Regions from separate parts of the Homo sapiens genome. Here region 1 is linked to region 2. A link is an interaction called in ENCODE POLR2A ChIA-PET data of the cell type or tissue named here. Cell type or tissue: CD4-positive, alpha-beta T cell. All regions are shown on one strand. Links, peaks and the distances in the headings refer to the core of each region. The heading gives the core; the rest is flanking DNA. Region 1 overlaps RIC8B (RIC8 guanine nucleotide exchange factor B). Region 2 overlaps RFX4 (regulatory factor X4).

Region 1 (8,339 bases), core at 160-8,159, 81 kb before region 2:
TGGGATTACAGGCGTGAGCCACCACGCCCAGCTGATAATTTTGAAAGTTTGTGGCAGGTTAATTTTAAAAATCTATTTTAAAATATTAATCTCTATGTTATCCCTTTTTATTATTTGTATATAATTTCATTATTTCGTATGTCAGTTTAGCAGCATATATATATAAGGTATATGTAAATAAATATACTTGAGGGTGTATTCAAAAATTTTTATTGATTAGGAATATGATCAAAATATTTAGAGGCTAATGGCACACAAAACACTGTCAAAAAACTTAGCTGTGAATGGAAGGGAAGAAACAGGGTCATATCTCTGAGGTGACAAAGATCCGATAAAAGATTTTTTTTTCCTCACAAAAGGGATAGATCTCAGCATGTCACATATTGAAGGGATAAAGCCCAAAGAAGAGACTGAAGAACTAGAGGAGGAGTTCAATGCTGAAATAAGGCCTCAAGAGGCAGAAGAAAAAGGTGTGGGCATTAACCTTGGGCAGCGAGAGAGCCACTTAATTTCCTGAGATTGGCAGAAAACAGGAAAGAATAGGTACATTTTACAGTACACTTATAGGTAGGGATGGGGAATTAAGGGTTTAAGAACGATCCTGCTTGACAGTTTCCAATTAGCCTCTTAAGAGGTCAGCAAGATCATCTATCTATCCATCCCTTCATCCAACTAATATTTATTGAGCATTTACTAAGTATACCTGTTCTAGGTGTTGGGTATATAATGGCAGAGAAGACAGACACAATCTTCACTCTTTTTAAGCATAAATTTTTTTTTTTTTTTCATACAGAGTCTTGCTCTGTCTCCCAGGCTGGAGTGCAGTGGCCCCATCTCAGCTCACTGCAATCTCAGCCCCCCAGGTTCAAGCGATTCTCCGGCCTCAGCCTCCTGAGTAACTGGGACTACAGGTGCCCACCACCCGCCCATCTAATTTTTGTGTTTTTGGTAGAGACGTGGTTTCACCATGTTGGCCAGGCTGGCCTCGAACTCATGACCTCAGGCGATCCACCCGCCTTGGCCTCCCAAAATGCTGGGATTACATACAATTTAATGAAGGAGAGAAACAATAAACAAGTGGAAAAATAAAAAATGAAGATTATTTCAGTTAGTGATAAGTACCATGAAAAAAATAAAGCAGATGATAAGATAGTGACAAGATATGTGTGTGTGTGGTGGCAGGGGGCTGGGAGGGAGTTCTTAATCTAAATTAGGCAGTCAGGGAAGGCCTAACTGAGGAAGTGACATTTGAGCTGAGTTCTCAGTGTCAAGAAGGACTCAGCCTCTTAAAGATCTGGGAAAAGGATTCCACGCAGTAGACAGAGCAAGTGTAAAGGCCCTAATAAGGAATCTATGTCTAAGGAAGAGAAAGAAGAGCAGAGTAGCTTGAATACAAAGTCATGCAGATTGTGGAATGGTAGGCTCCTGGAGGCAAAGGGAGGAAGTGGCTCCATGCCATGCAAATGTGTTGCTTGATAACAGAAAGACGGATGCTCTCGGGGCAGAGAGTTCCCAAGGTGAAGGCCAATGCCTCAGATCCAATTCCATGGATTCATCCAATACAACGCAACCAGAGATGGTTTCCCTCATTCAGAAGTTACTGGCATATTGCCATGATAACAGCATTTTGCCCAATTTATTAGGCAGAGACTCTGACACTTTAGCATGATAGCATGATATTCTGCCCTGAAGTCTTGTTGAAAGGGTTTAGATTTAATCCAGATGTCAGGCTTCAATGGCCATGCTAAGATGTATTTGAAGGCTTTAAGCTCTCTCATAATCTCACAACCCCTACACCATGTTGCCAGGCCACCCCAAATATCCATAATAAAAACTAAGTAAAAACATGTTATCTTCTGAGGACAAGGGGGTGCAGAAGGCCTTTAGAGAGTTGCAAAGGTTTGGTAGAATCATATACATAGGATGAAAGTGGGAACTGACCAGGGGAAACAGATTTTCTACATAAGACTGCATATCATAAACACATGCAAAGTGATTAAAAAAATTTTTTTTCTCTTAATCCTTAAGACAGAGAAGAGCCACGAAAGGACTTAAAGTAGAAATCCGCTTTTTGAAAAACACCTCTGTGTGCAGTGGAGAAGATGGAGCCATCTGTCAGGTTAGGTAAAACTTTCCCTTAGGGCTCAGCAGCCTGTGGAGAAAGAAGGTGGGCTGACAGATCTAGGGTTGAGTGCTTTAAGACTGGCAGGACATGGTAATGGAGTGGAGCAGGTTGAAATGATGAACAAATGTTTTAGAATAGAGATGGAAGAAAGGAAATCTATAAGAGGACTTAGAGATAGGAGAAAAAGGAATCATCAGAGGACTAGAAGTCTGGAAAAGGCCAGGACAGGTATCATTTGAGCAAGGAAGACTTTCTTCATCATGACAGACCATACTTACATTGCCCTTTGAATTCTATTAGCAATTATTATTTGAATAATTAATTTACTGGGAAACTACTAAAAAAAAATCTGTGATATCTCTCTATCCCTGTCTCGAATTGTTATTTAGCTTTCCTAACATTTATGTCTTTTCTCCTTATAAAAAAAATAAAGCAGATGATAAGACAGTGACAAGATATGTGCATGAGGGGGAGGGAGGGTCTTAATTTAAATCGGGCAGTCTGGGAATTTAGTCTCCATGTTCCTCCAGGTATGCATTGTGAAGTCCTCTAAGACCAGTGTTCAGCTATAGTTCAGAAAACATCTGTTCACCTAGATGACTGTCATTTACAGAGAGTCAGCTTAAAGAGCTAAGAGCTTTATGATTACAACAAAACCAATCCAAACCCCTTCTCAATCTCTCCAAAGTAAATTATCCTTTTCTGTACAACTATATAAGCTTATTCATGTCTAATACCGCACTCATCAAAACAACTCTACCTATTTACTTACAAATCTGTCTTATCTATTGATTAGCGAGTCATGGAGAACAGAGACTGTGCTGTATTCACCTTTGTTACTCAACATAGTGCCTAACACATAGTAGTGCTTAATTAATAAACAAATGAAATCAATTTTCAAACATTTATTAAAAGTCTGCCTTGTGTAATTAGAAGACAGTATTGTTAAAATGTTAATACAACCCAAAGCATTCTATAGGTTCAACGCAATCCTTATGAAAATCCCCATGACACTCTTTTTTAGAAATAGAAAAACCCACTTTAAAATTCATATGGAATCTCAAGGGACTCTGAATAGTCAAAATAATCTTGAAAAAGAACAAAGCTGGAGAACTCACACTTACTCATTTCAAAACTTACTATAAAGCTACAGTAACCAAAACAGTGTGTTACTGGCCTGAAGCCATACAGACAAATGAAATAGAATAGAGAGCTCAGAAATAAACTCTCACATATATATATTCAAAGGTTTGGTAGAATCATATATACAGGATGAAAGAGAGAACTAATCAGGAGAAACAGATTTTCCACATGAGACTACAGATCATAAATACTTGCACAATGATCCCCCACCAATCCTGCTGCCAAAAAGTTTTCTCTTATTCCTTAAGACAAAGAGGAGCCATGACAAGATTTAAAGCAGGCATTTGCTTTTTGAAAAACACCTCTGTGTGCAGTGGAGAAGATGGAGCCATCTTAATGAATAAATGAAAAGAGTTACGGAGAAGGATGGTGGTGATGGTTGCACATTATAAATAGAACCACCAAATTGTACACTTAAAAGATAGCAAATTTTATAACTGTATTTTACCACTATAAAAAAAACTGAAAGAAAAAAAGACTGCCATGTTTAAGGCATTGTATTTAGCACTGTAATAAGGTGTTATTAGGTACTGTATTATGTACTATATTGTCCCCTTCAATATGTGAGACAAAGTGAATTAGTCTAAACAAAGAAACAGTAACAAAAAGCTTTATAAATACCAATGTACTCAGTGAGTAAAAGAAAACGAGATTGAGAGCCTAAAATAAATTAAATCAAATCTGGTCCTCCCCTCCTCTCATCAGCATATAGGCCATCCTGATTTCTTCCCTTCTCTCCAAAATAAAATAAAACCACAACCACATGCCAACTTTTTTGGGCTAAGTATTTATGCATAAGCTTGTTGATTATGGACTGGAGTGCTGAAAATACTTTCAGGCACATAGAAATGAACAGAATTAGGATGTCCTTCAGTGGAGCAAAAAAGGTGGATCATACCAACAACCTACCTGTTACCATTAAGTACAGACAAAAGGAAATGAAAGAATAGATTTTAAAAGCCATATAAAATGTTGATTAGTGGAAATGAAGGTCAAGGTCTGCTGTCTTTACGAGCTAACTCATTTCATCTCTATGTCCATGTCCTCTTGACTTCTCTGAAAAAACTGCACTGTCTTACAAAGACAACGTATCAGAAAAAGCTGCCAGGCTATTTTTTTTAACCTACTTTTCTCCTAAAGCACCTTTATAGGCTCCTAACATGCATATATCATAGAACTTATCTGGCTTCAGAAACACTTGGATTAAAAGAAAAAAGATGTCTTTACATGATCACAGGATGAACATAGGCATAAGTTCCTAAACAGCGTATCAAAATCAACAAACAACTTTTAAAAAAAGATTTAAAATAACTAAATATTCTAAAATCCAGTATGTTTATCATAATACTAATAGAAGTAGCACATCAGTGGCACAGTGGCAGTGGTGGCAGCAGCGGCAGCAAGTGCCATTTACTGAGTATTTTCTCATTGCCAGGGAAGAGGTGCTTTATGAACCTCTCATTTAATCACCATCACAACTCTTTGGGTTTGATGATAACGCACAACCATACACTGTGCTACCCAGGGTTACCTATTTCATTAAACTTTTCTTTAAAGCAAATCAAAGTGTCCAAAAAAAAGCAAAAACAAACTTAGAAAATAACTTTCAAAAATGGAATTTGAGATGTTACTTTGAAATCCTTTAAAAAAATTTTTATGCTTAAAACACACACACAGAGAAAAATTGTTTTCAGGATCACTACAGAAGCTTCCTAAAATAGCACTTTGAGGTTAGTGCCATTTTCATTGAATTTAAATGGATTAGCCTGGAGTCATTACTGCTCAAAATGATACTAATCACTCTAATTCTGATTAAAGGAACATGCAAGGCCATTCCAGATAAACTGTTAAGTCAGCAGCAACCTCAATCTCCCAGGAAAGCCTCTGAGAAATACTCATAAATCCTGTCTGTGGCTCTAGGCATGCTCCTTATTTACAGTGAAGCCGATAGGTTTTTATCAAAATAACTTTTAAGACAAAAGCAAATTTAAGGAAAAAAGCTAGCATCACTAAGGAAAATAAATACGACTTCTTTAAAAAAATTTTATTTTAAAAACCTCTATTACATAGTTTTGCTCTCTTTCAACAAATACTGGGTGCTGCGTCAAGATATTAAATTCATTATTCGGAGAAATCTTTGGCAATGTATTTGTGACTAGTATAGCAATTTTGGTCAAAGTGCCTTCCTTTCACATCCTTGTATGATTATTTAACTTGTGATATCTGACTTCTTAAAAAAAATCAATTTACTCTTGGGCTTATAAGAGCATTTTCTTTTAGTTTTAGGGTCTAAATTTCTAGTGTCTCTTAATTACGAAAAAAATTACAGTGGGTCAAAATGTTTAATAAAATCTTGTTAGGATATGATTTATTGCAGTTAATCTGACTTTTTTTAAAGGTACTGTCTTAAGAAAACTAAAGGAATGTTTGATTTGTAGCTACAGAAAAACAATTACATTTTTTAATCAAGAAAAACAGTCTTTTGACAGGCTGCAGGGCAGGGAGTACACTGAGATAACCTACCAGCAAATTCAGTACAATATCAAATAATAAGTTGCTGATCATAACTAAAATAATATGGATTTAATTGAAAAATAACAATTAAGCATATGTTTCACTTTATACTGTGGCTGTGTTTCTATAGTTTTATTTAAGCCGTATTTTGGAAAACTGAATATTTTAAGTGTTCAAAAAGGAATTTCTACTATTAAGAACAACCCTATGTTAAATTCTTTGTAGAGTTAATGCCAAAGTAATTTGTTTGCAGATATGAGTTTATTTGAATTGTTTAAAATGCCATTTGTATTCATATAGAATAAAGCATCATGAGTAGCATCATGATGAAGTCAGAACTCTTGTTATTGTAAATCTGATCCAGAATGGAAAGAGAACTGGAAAAATGCATTAATTCTTATTCAGTTGTTCTCAGAGTACAATAAATTTTTACAGCAGTCCGTTAATAGTTCTAACGGACAAGTCGCAAAATTTGAACTATTTTATTTATTTATTTGAGACAGGGTCTCGCTTTGTCACCCAGGCTGGAGTACAGTGGCGGAATTTCGGCTCATGGCAACCTTCACCTCCTGAGGTTCAAGAGATTCTCCCACCTCAGCCTCCCAAGTAGCTGGGTCTACAGGCGTGCGCCACCACATCCAGCTAATTTTTGTATTTTTAGTAGAGATAGGGTTTTGCCATGTTGCCCAGGCTCAACTCAAGTGATCTGCCCGCCTCAGCCTCCCAAAGTGCTAGTATTACAGGCATGAGCCACAGCACCCAGCTGAACTATTTTATATATTTTATTTACTTTTAAAATTAATTAATTAATTTTTTGAGATGGAGTCTCACTCTGTTGCCTAGGCAGGAGTGCAACGGTGCGACCTTGGCTCACTGCAACCTCCACCTCCCAGGTTCAGTGTTTCTCCTGCCTCGGCTTCCCGAGTAGCTAGGATTACAGGCATGTGCCACCATGCCCAGCTACTTTTTTTGTATTTTTAATGGAGACGGGGTTTCACCATGTTGGCCAGGCTGGTCTCAAACTCCTGTCCTCAAGTGATCCACCGGCCTTGGACTCCCAAAGTGTTGGGTTTACAGGCATGAGCCACCACACCCGGCCTATTTTATATATTTTAATGCTAGACACTATGCCCTAATTCTTACAAGTTTTTTTAAAAAATAAAACTATCATTGCCAAAATATATACTTTTTGGTAAGTACTCTTCAAATGAAATTAGTGAGAGTACTAGTTAAGTGTAGTAATTAAAAGCAGGGTTTAAATCCCAGCTCTTTCACTTGTTAGGGCTGTATAATCTCAGAGAAATTGCTTGATCTTTCTATGCATCAGTTTCCTCAACTAGTAAAAGGGAAAAATTGCAGAATCTACCTTATAATGTTGGCATGGTGATTAAAGAAGTTATCGTTATAAAGCACTTAGCACAATGCCACAGAGTTAAGTGTTCAATAACTGTGTACTATTATTGTTGTTCTGGATAAAACCAAGAACAGTAACTATTTGTGGCATTTGCAACAAATGCCAAATTCTCTTCTCCTGTTGAGCCTCAATATAACAAAGTGAAAGGGGGCAGAATAAAAATTTCTCATCAGGGCATAGTAATGATTTCCATGATAATGATTTCTGACCTACCAGTTACCTGATTTACTGTAGTATTTTCACTTTCTTGTGCTTATAACAATTGAAATTAGATGCATAAAACCAAGAACAACTGATGATGTCCTTCATTGGGATATCAATACAGAGCTTACCCACCTGTGTAGCTCTTCTGTTTTGTCTTCAGTTGGACCTACGATTAGTAAACAATGACGAAGGACAGCTGCCATTACACGGAACTGATGAGAATCACTCTATGGCAAATAAAAAAGAGAGGAAACATTGGGGGTTGAATGCCTGAACAGTGGGGTCTGCTACTTTACTACATCTCTTGCCCACCCCAAACAAGCATTCTTATACCATACATTTTAGATGGCAGAATATCCTAGGAAGAATTCCTGAGGCAATACTAATAGTCACTATCTCTTATGAACAACCATAACCACTTCTAGAAATGCTGACCTAGCCACTCTCATTTACCTTCTTAAGATTCAATTCCGCTAGAGACTTTTTTTCATTTCCAAAAAGCCTAAATTCGTTTTTTCTATGGTGCACTGTTGCAGTTTACTAACCATTATAAAAGTTTCAACAGATGTGATGTTACCAGGTTATTTCAGAGACTGGTTGTACACCCTTAATAAAAATGTCTCATCTCTTAACTTTCAAAGCAATAAATCCACGAACTTCATTTTAATCAATCTTAATATCCTAATTCCCCCAGAACTACCAGCAAGTAATGAAATACAAGTGATCTCCAATGTTTACTCATTGGCAGTGGTATTAAAGAGACACAGGGAGTTAGAGGCAAGAAGGCAAACAGTAGGAAATAAACTAAGCCCTGAATACTCATTTGGTTTACTTCTTCATTTTTAGTGAGATCTTGGGCCATTACACCTGCTTTAATTATCTGCATCAAAGTCATATCTTTCTTCTTCCAGATTTTAAATAATTAAGAAGACACATGAA
Region 2 (8,339 bases), core at 331-8,330:
AGCAATGGGGAAAGGATTCCCTATTTAATAAATGGTGCTGGGAAAACTGGCTAGCCATATGTAGAAAGCTGAAACTGGATCCCTTCCTTACGCCTTATACAAAAATCAATTCAAGATGGATTAAAGACTTAAACGTTAGACCTAAAACCATAAAAACCCTAGAAGAAAACCTAGGCATTACCATTCAGGACATAGGCATGGGCAAGGACTTCATGTCTAAAACACCAAAAGCAATGGCAACAAAAGACAAAATTGACAAATGGGATCTAATTAAACTAAAGAGCTTCTGCACAGCAAAAGAAACTACCATCAGAGTGAACAGGCAACCTACAAAATGGGAGAAAATTTTCGCAACCTTCTCATCTGACAAAGGGCTAATATCCAGAATCTACAATGAACTCAAACAAATTTACAAGAAAAAAACGAACAACCCCATCAAAAAGTGGGCTAAGGACATGAACAGACACTTCTCAAAAGAAGACATTTGTGCAGCCAAAAAACACATGAAAAAATGCTCACCATCACTGGCCATCAGAGAAATGCAAATCAAAACCACAATGAGATACCATCTCACACCAGTTAGAATGGCAATCATTAAAAAGTCAGGAAACAACAGGTGCTGGAGAGGATGTGGAGAAATAGGAACACTTTTACACTGTTGGTGGGACTGTAAACTAGTTCAACCATTGTGGAAGTCAGTGTGGCGATTCCTCAGGGATCTAGAACTAGAGATACCATTTGACCCAGCCATCCCATTACTGGGTATACACCCAAAGGACTATAAATCATGCTGCTATAAAGACACATGCACACGTATGTTTATTGCGGCATTATTCACAATAGCAAAGACTTGGAACCAACCCAAATGTCCAACAATGATAGACTGGATTAAGAAAATGTGGCACATATACACCATGGAATACTATGCAGCCATAAAAAATGATGAGTTCATGTCCTTTGTAGGGACATGGATGAAATTGGAAATCATCATTCTCAGTAAATTATCGCAAGAACAAAAAACCAAACACTGCATGTTCTCACTCATAGGTGGGAATTGAACAATGAGATCACATGGACACAGGAAGGGGAACATCACACTCTGGGGACTGTTGTGGGGTAGGGGGAGGGGGGAGGGATAGCATTGGGAGATATACCTAATGCTAGATGAGGAGTTAGTGGGTGCAGCACACCAGCATGGCACATGTATACGTATGTAACTAACCTGCACAATGTGCACATGTACCCTAAAACTTAAAGTATAATAATAAAAATAAATAAATAAATAAATAAAGACTGTCCTCTCCTTGGGGACACACACGCTGCACACACAGTATGCATAACAGTTTATGAACTGTGTTAACCAGATTTGGCACCAAGTATACCAAGGCCTGGCCAAGAAACCAGGACCACTGACTCACCTGTGCAGAGCTCCTGTGGTAAGGGGCATAGTGGAGTGGCCCAGAGATAGCTGTGTCATGAGGGAGGGCCGGATACTGGCTCTGCATGGGGTGAGGATGCTGGTTGCCATAGCTCCCATAGTTATAGCTTCCCGTGTATCTAAAATGCATCAAGCACATTGAATAGTGTGAGTAATAGCAAGAACAGATCAGTTTGACACCTTTTTAAAAACCTCATCTATTTTTTTTCCTTTTTCTTCTTTTTTCTCTTTTCTTTTCTTCCCCCCTTCACCCCCAATCCCATTTTTCTTTCTTTCATCTGTTTTTTTTTTTTTTTTGAGTCAGGGTCTCATTCTGTTGCCCAGGCTGGAGTGCAGTGGCATGATCTTGGCTCACTGCAACCTCCGCCTCCTGGGTTCAAATGATTCTCCTGCCTCAGCCTCCTGAGTAGCTGAGATTACAGGCATGTGCCACCATGCCCGGCTAATTTTTATATTTTTAATAGAGATGGGGTTTCACCATGTTGGCCAGGCTGGTCTCAAATTCCTGACATCAGGTGATCCACCCACCTTGGCCTCCCCAAATGCTGGGATTACAGGCATGAGCTACCGTGTCCGGCCTCTTCTTTTTGATTCTTACCATTTCCACTCTTGTGGCCTTGTTATGGTTAACTTAAAACCCCAGGTTGATTTTCCTTCTCCCTCAACACCTAGAAGATACCTCCCTTACCCCCCAGCCAGCGTTCAGGGATGAAATCTAGCCCTGAGCCAAACATCATTAGTGATGGAAACCTCTACTCCTGCTGTGTTTAAAACCCCTGTTGTATCCTGAAATCAAATAGGGATAACAAAAAACAAACCACTGTGAGATTTATGTTTTTGTATCACTCAGGCCTCTGCTTCCACATCATGGGGAAGGATGTAGTGGGTTTCTGTAAGCTGTCTCCTGGGGGGAGAGCACCATGGCGTGTTCAAACAGGCATCAAAGACCCTGGTTCTAAATCAGGCTCCACGACTTTCTAGCTGTGTGACTTTCATGACCCTGTTTCTCACATCCATAAAAATGCTGCGCACGGTCATTCTGAGGATCGTATGTGTGAACACACTCCATAAACCAGAAAGTCCTGTGTAGACATAGCCTATTATTATCACTGTTCTTCTTAGTAAAATATTTATGGTAAAGATGCTGACCTATGACCATGTGAGTATTTTTTCTGCTATTTCTGCTGAATCAAAAATCTCTCTGAAACAGAGTTTTCAGAGTCTATTCTAAATGTGTGGAAATACTCTCAAAGGCCCCCTGAGAAAATAATGGTTGCCCGATTGACTGCTCAGGGGCACTTGAACCTATGGAAAAGTACACCAACATCCAGGCCTGTGCCCACTGTCAGGTCACCGCCGTGCTGCATTATGCTGGGCCAACTGTGGAAGGGACCTGAGAAATCCTCCCCCTCCTCCTCCCATGTCCCCCACAACTGGTCTGTTGGAACCTGGCCTGTGAGTGGTGAGGCCCACTGCACCACATGGTAGGAGCTCTCTTTTTTTTTTTTTTTTTTTTGAGTTGGAGTATATCGCTCTATTCTCCAGGCTGGAATGCAGTGGCGCGATCTCAGCTTACTGCAACCTCCGCCTCCTGGGTTCATGCAATTCTCCTGCCTCAGTCTCCTGAGTAGCTGGGGCTACAGGCACCCACCATGCCCAGCTAATTTTTCTTTTCTTTTTTTTTTTTTTTGAGATGAAGTCTCCCTCTGTCGCCAGGCTGGAGTGCAGTGGCACAATCTCAGCTCACTGCAGCCTCCACCTCCTGGGTTCAAGCAATTCTCCTGCCGCAGCCTCACGAGTAGCTGGGACTACAGGCGCGTGCCACTACGTCTAGCTAATTTTTGTATTTTTAGTAGAGACGGGGTTTCACCATGTTCGCCAGGATGATTTCGATCTCCTGACCTCGTGATCCACCCCGCCTTGGCCTCCCAAAGTGCTGGGATTACAGGTGTGAGCCACTGCGCCCAGCCCATTTTTGTATTTTTAGTAGGGAGATGGGGTTTCATCATGTTAGCCAGGCTGGTCTCGAACTCCTGACCACAAGTGATCCACCCACCTCGGCCTTCCAAAGTGCTGGGATTACAGGTGTGAGCCACTGTGCCCGGTCAGGATCTCTTGTTAATATCATAAGTGCTTTTCAGATCACTGCTCATTAGACATTGTAAGGTTAGTGTCTTTTGATAAAGACAGTGCATAATGGCAAAGAGCTATGAGGATTCAAGTAACACTTTTGTATGGATTTGTAGTTCATTCATCACAGCAACATCACTCCACGTATTTGAAAAAGAAAAAAATATGGGCAAAACAAATGATGCATTTTTCCAGGGCATAAAACACCGCTAGAACCTATGGGAAATCCCCTGAACCTCATGAATAACTGCAGCCTAAAGGGACCTCCAGCCCTCAGGTGGGGAAGCCCTTCTCTAAATGGAATCATAAAAGACTTGAACCTAAGATGAAGCTCTGTAATTCTGCGAAGTGTACAAAGAGCCACCCAGGGGAACTGCTGAAAGGGGTTTTCAGCTGAGGCGTTAAAGGAGTAAAGAGGGAGGAACACAGGCTTTGGAGTCAGACATTTGCTCAGTTTAGGCCCTACCATGTGCCAGCTGTGTGACCTTGGGGAATGGAAGATAACCAAACAAGTTTCAATTTCCTCATCTAAAATGGGGTCACTAACACCTTCTTACCTACCTACCTACCCTGGTTGTTGTGGGGATTACACAATACAGTGCTCAGGATATTGTGGGAACTCAGCAAAGGGTAGCACCCTTCCTGTTCTTTGAGAAAATAGCTGCTAAGGAAACCCCTCTTTAGATCTTTTTTCTTTTTCTTTTTTTTTTTTTTTTAAGACGGCGTCTCGCTCTGTCACCCAGGCTGGAGTTCAGCGGTGCGATCTCAGCTCACTGCAACCTCTGCCTCTCAGGTTCAAGCAATTCTCCCACCTCAGCCTCCCAAGTAGCAGGGATTATCGGTGTAAGCCACTATGCCTGGCTAATTTTTGTATTTTTAGTACAGACAGGGTTTCACCACGTTGGCCAGGCTGGTCTCGAACTCCTGACTTCAAGGCCCACCTTGGCCTCCCAAAGTGCTGGGATTACAGGGTGTGAGCTGCTGTGCCCAGCCTCTTTAGATCAAATTTTAAAAGTCCAGCAGCATCCCTGGAAAGTTACCTACCCATGTTCCTCTCTGTGGGGATAAACTGGTATCCTGTGTGTGACGGAGGAAGAAGGCACATGAGTGTTCCTCATACAGGGCAGCTGTTGGGAGTTCTCAGCTGGGGACCCAGCAGCCGTCGTCACTGTGTATGTTAGAGACCACGTGTAAGACTGCATTGCTCCTGCAGAGACAAATTAAGACGTCTTGATCATTAACAGTTCTCATATCCCTTGTTCTTCCTTACTTTAGTGGCTTCCCTTTGTTCTTAAGTTGAAGGCCAAAATCTTTATAAGACATGTATCTCTGACTCTGCTGAGCTCACCAGAGGCATCCCCCATCCCCTGTCTTTGTTTTGTCTGGTCCAGCCACAGTATCTTTCATTGTCTCCAGAGTACCACAATTCCCAGCAACTCAGGGCCTTTGCACGTGCTGTTTCTGCTGCCTTATTACCCACTCATTCTTCCTCTCACAGTCCAAAAAGCTGTCCTCTTCCTAACCCCAGACTAGGCCAGATCCCTCACTGTACTGTAGGCCTAAGTGGTGCCTACTGCAATTTGTAATCCTACACCCATTAGTGAATGTGATTAGATTAATGGCCCCCTCACTAGACAGAAAGCACCATGAGGGTAGGGGCCTGGCCTATTTTGGCCACCAATGGATTCCCAGTGCTTAGTACAGATCCTGACTGCCAAAACACTCAATAAAAATTTTAGAAGGGAGAAAAGGGAAGGGAAGGATAGGAAGAAAGGAAGGGAGGGCGAGAAGGAAAAGGAAAGCCTGGGGAAATACAGCCCAGATAGGCACTGCAAATTAACTTTTCAGCGCTCAACTCAACAGGTGTTAAGGATCCAACAAATTGCTTTAAGCAAACATAAGTAGATTACTGGGCTCTGCCAGCTCAGGTCTTTTTGAAGATTATTAGACAGTGACCTGGACAGTGACCTATTCCATACAAATTATGAATTCCCTTTGTCTATTTTTTAATTTAATTGGATACCTTGAAAGTGCTAAAGACTGGGGGATAAAAACCTGACAAAATTAAATGCTTAATATTTTATGAGATGGTTAGTTTTTTTTTTGTTTGGAGACAAGCTCTCACTCTGTCACCCACGCTGGAGTGCAATGACATGATCATGGCCCTCACTGCAGCCTTGACCTCCCGGGCTCAAGGGATCCTTCCCCCTTAGCCTCCCAAGTAGTTGGAACTACAGGTATGTACCACCATGCCCAGCTAATTTTTAATTTTTTTTTTTTTTTTTTTTGAGATGGAGTCTCACTCTGTCACCTAGGCTGGAGTGCAGTGGCATAATCTCAGCTCACTGCAACCTCCACCTCCTGGGTTCGAGTGATTCTCCGGCCTCAGCCTCCTGAGTAGCTGGGATTACAGGTGCACACCACCATGCCTGGCTAATATTTGTATTTTTAGTAGAGACAGGGTTTCACCATGTTGGTCAGGCTGGTCTCGAACTCCTAACCTTGTGACCCACCCGCCTTTGCCTCCCAAAGTACTGGGATTACAGGCGTGAGCCACCGCACCTGGCCTTTAAATTTTTTATAGACACAGGGTCTCACTATGTTCCCCAGGCTGGTCTTGAACTCCAGGTCTCAAGTGATCCTCCTACCTCGGCCTTCCAAAGTGCTAGGATTAGAGGCATGAGCCACCGCTCCTGGGCTAGAATTTTTTTTAATGATAATTTGATAAATCATTAATAGCAATACTAAACTCATCAGACAACTTAATTTCTGATAAATTTTAAAATATGTTAGTATGGTGGAAATAATTAAACTTGTTTTAGAAGGCAGAGGTAATGGGATTCAACATCCCCCTTTAGGTACATGGAAAACATGAAAGAATTTAAGGGAGGACATTTTTAAGGTGAAGTAAAAGAGAAAATTTGATCTCCCATTCTGTATTTTCTGCAGCAGACCATTTCTATCTAAAAATTCCTCTGGAAAGATAAAGGAAAGGTTTTCATTTTAAAAATTAGTCCATTCCATCCCAGGGACTTTGCAAATAGCATATGAGAGGAGCTGCATTGATATGGAGTAGTGGGAGGAAGCAGAGTTGGTGGATCAGCGCTGTGCCAGTTATGTGACAGAGACTCGGTAAGGAATACCCTTGAAGAAATGTGGAAATGGTGTCCTATTTTAAATACATTGGCTTATTGTTAAAAGAACCCTTTGGTGAGCCCTTTCATAAATTGAAGAATCTTTTAGAATGCAAATAATGTCCTTTGTTGTAATGAGGTGACAAAGATTTATTCTAAGAGTATGAAAGGAGACACCATTATTGAGCATCTCTTACAGACCATGCACTGTGCTGAGTGCTTGTCACACACCCTTAAAAGAACGTTATCCCCCATTTATAGATGAGGAAACTGATGGTTAAATCCAAAAGAATTTAAGGGAGTGTATAGCAATATAAAAGATTCGAGACAATAAAATGGAAGTGGGAATGAAAGAAGAAAGAAAAGCAGAATTGGAGGCAAAAAATGCAATTCAGAATGAGGTGAAACATGCCGCCCAAATTCTTCCTATATGTGAACTTTAAACTTAGATATGAGTTTTCCAGGAGCCAGTGCTCCTGGAAGCCTGAATAGTTAGGAGCACTAAGACTGACGATCGCTCAGGAGTTTACTGTCCTCCAAATTCAGAGCAAACAGCAATATCTTTAACTATGAACTGTTCAACAATGTCCTCAACACCCTTACAATGGACTTCATCTTGATTCTAAGGACGGTTCCTTTTGTCAACACTAACTGCAGGCTAATGGCATCACACAAAAGTCCAGTTCAAGGAAACTTAGAATGTTAAATAACTTGCGCAAGGTCCCAGAGTGAGTGGGTGGTTCAGTCGGGCTGTGAACCCACACACTTTGTGCCACACACTTTCTACTCTCTACCGTTGTGTCTCTTTGCTCTGGGTTCTGGTTCTGCCAGGTACTAGCTATAAGATCTTGGGCAAGCCTGTTAAACTTTATGAGCTTCTGTTTCATCATCTTTAAAACAGGAGTAATAATATCTATCTTGCAGGACTGTTGTAATATATGTCAGAGAGTTTGGCACGTGGTAGGCTTTTAATGGTATGCAAACACTCTTCATTATGAATTCAGGTATTCTTACATGAGAACTTCTTAAAATAGATATTTCTGTATTTCTCATTTCAGACCCCAGGGAAGAAAGGCAAGTTTCTTGGGTGAGATTCTATTACCAGGGATGAAACATTTGAATAGCAACAGTAATTTAGCCAATTACGGCAAATTTCTAAACATGTTTTTCTATAAAATTACTAGTGTCCTTACTCACCAGCACAGCTGAAAGTACCCCTTCCTGCTTTGCACATCTATTCCATATTCTTCCCCCAAAAGATAATGACTTTAGCAGGCTACATGTTAGGCTTGATTTATAAGTACAAGAAAATGGGAAGGGAAGATCCCCAAAATGATCACAACTCAGATGACTGGATTATGCATAATTGCCCTCCTCTATGTTTTGAACTTCATGTGAAATTATATTACTGTTACAGTTTTTTAAAATGTCATGTTTATTAAAATGGGTTATCATTGAGTGGTGGGATTGAGGAGAGTTTTACAGTGTTTTCCCTTATTTTACTTATCTGTATTTTTCTGTAAAGAATGTGTATTGCCTCCGTAAAAAGAAAAACATTAATACATTAAACAAAGTTTAGAGTTGGAAATGGAAGCAGAAAGGGTGAGAAGTTTGGGAGAACAATGAACCAGCCACAG

The links. Peaks named below come from ENCODE experiments on the same cell type or tissue, not always from the same donor. Only the 100,000 strongest peaks of a DNase experiment are listed, where the experiment ranks them.
Region 1: POLR2A ChIA-PET joins it to region 2 with 5 read pairs; 5 of 35 experiments call an interaction of 5 or more read pairs at or near these places.

Annotation. Positions count from the first base shown.
Region 1 is chr12:106,825,014-106,833,352 of GRCh38, reverse strand. It overlaps RIC8B (RIC8 guanine nucleotide exchange factor B), which reads right to left. Exons shown (of 10, transcript NM_001330145.2): 4 at 7,533-7,627. Among named protein-coding and RNA genes, the nearest start is that of RIC8B, 55 kb to the right of the region's middle. In CD4-positive, alpha-beta T cell, for the core only: no CTCF peak of the experiment used is centred there; no DNase peak of the experiment used is centred there.
Region 2 is chr12:106,743,873-106,752,211 of GRCh38, reverse strand. RFX4 (regulatory factor X4) reads right to left here. Exons shown (of 18, transcript NM_213594.3): 16 at 4,613-4,775; 17 at 1,419-1,557. The region is part of intron 1 of LOC100287944 (a long non-coding RNA gene); the gene reads left to right. Among named protein-coding and RNA genes, the nearest start is that of RIC8B, 27 kb to the left of the region's middle. In CD4-positive, alpha-beta T cell, for the core only: no CTCF peak of the experiment used is centred there; a DNase peak (open chromatin) is centred at 4,141; H3K27ac peaks cover 1,490 bases; H3K27me3 peaks cover 71 bases.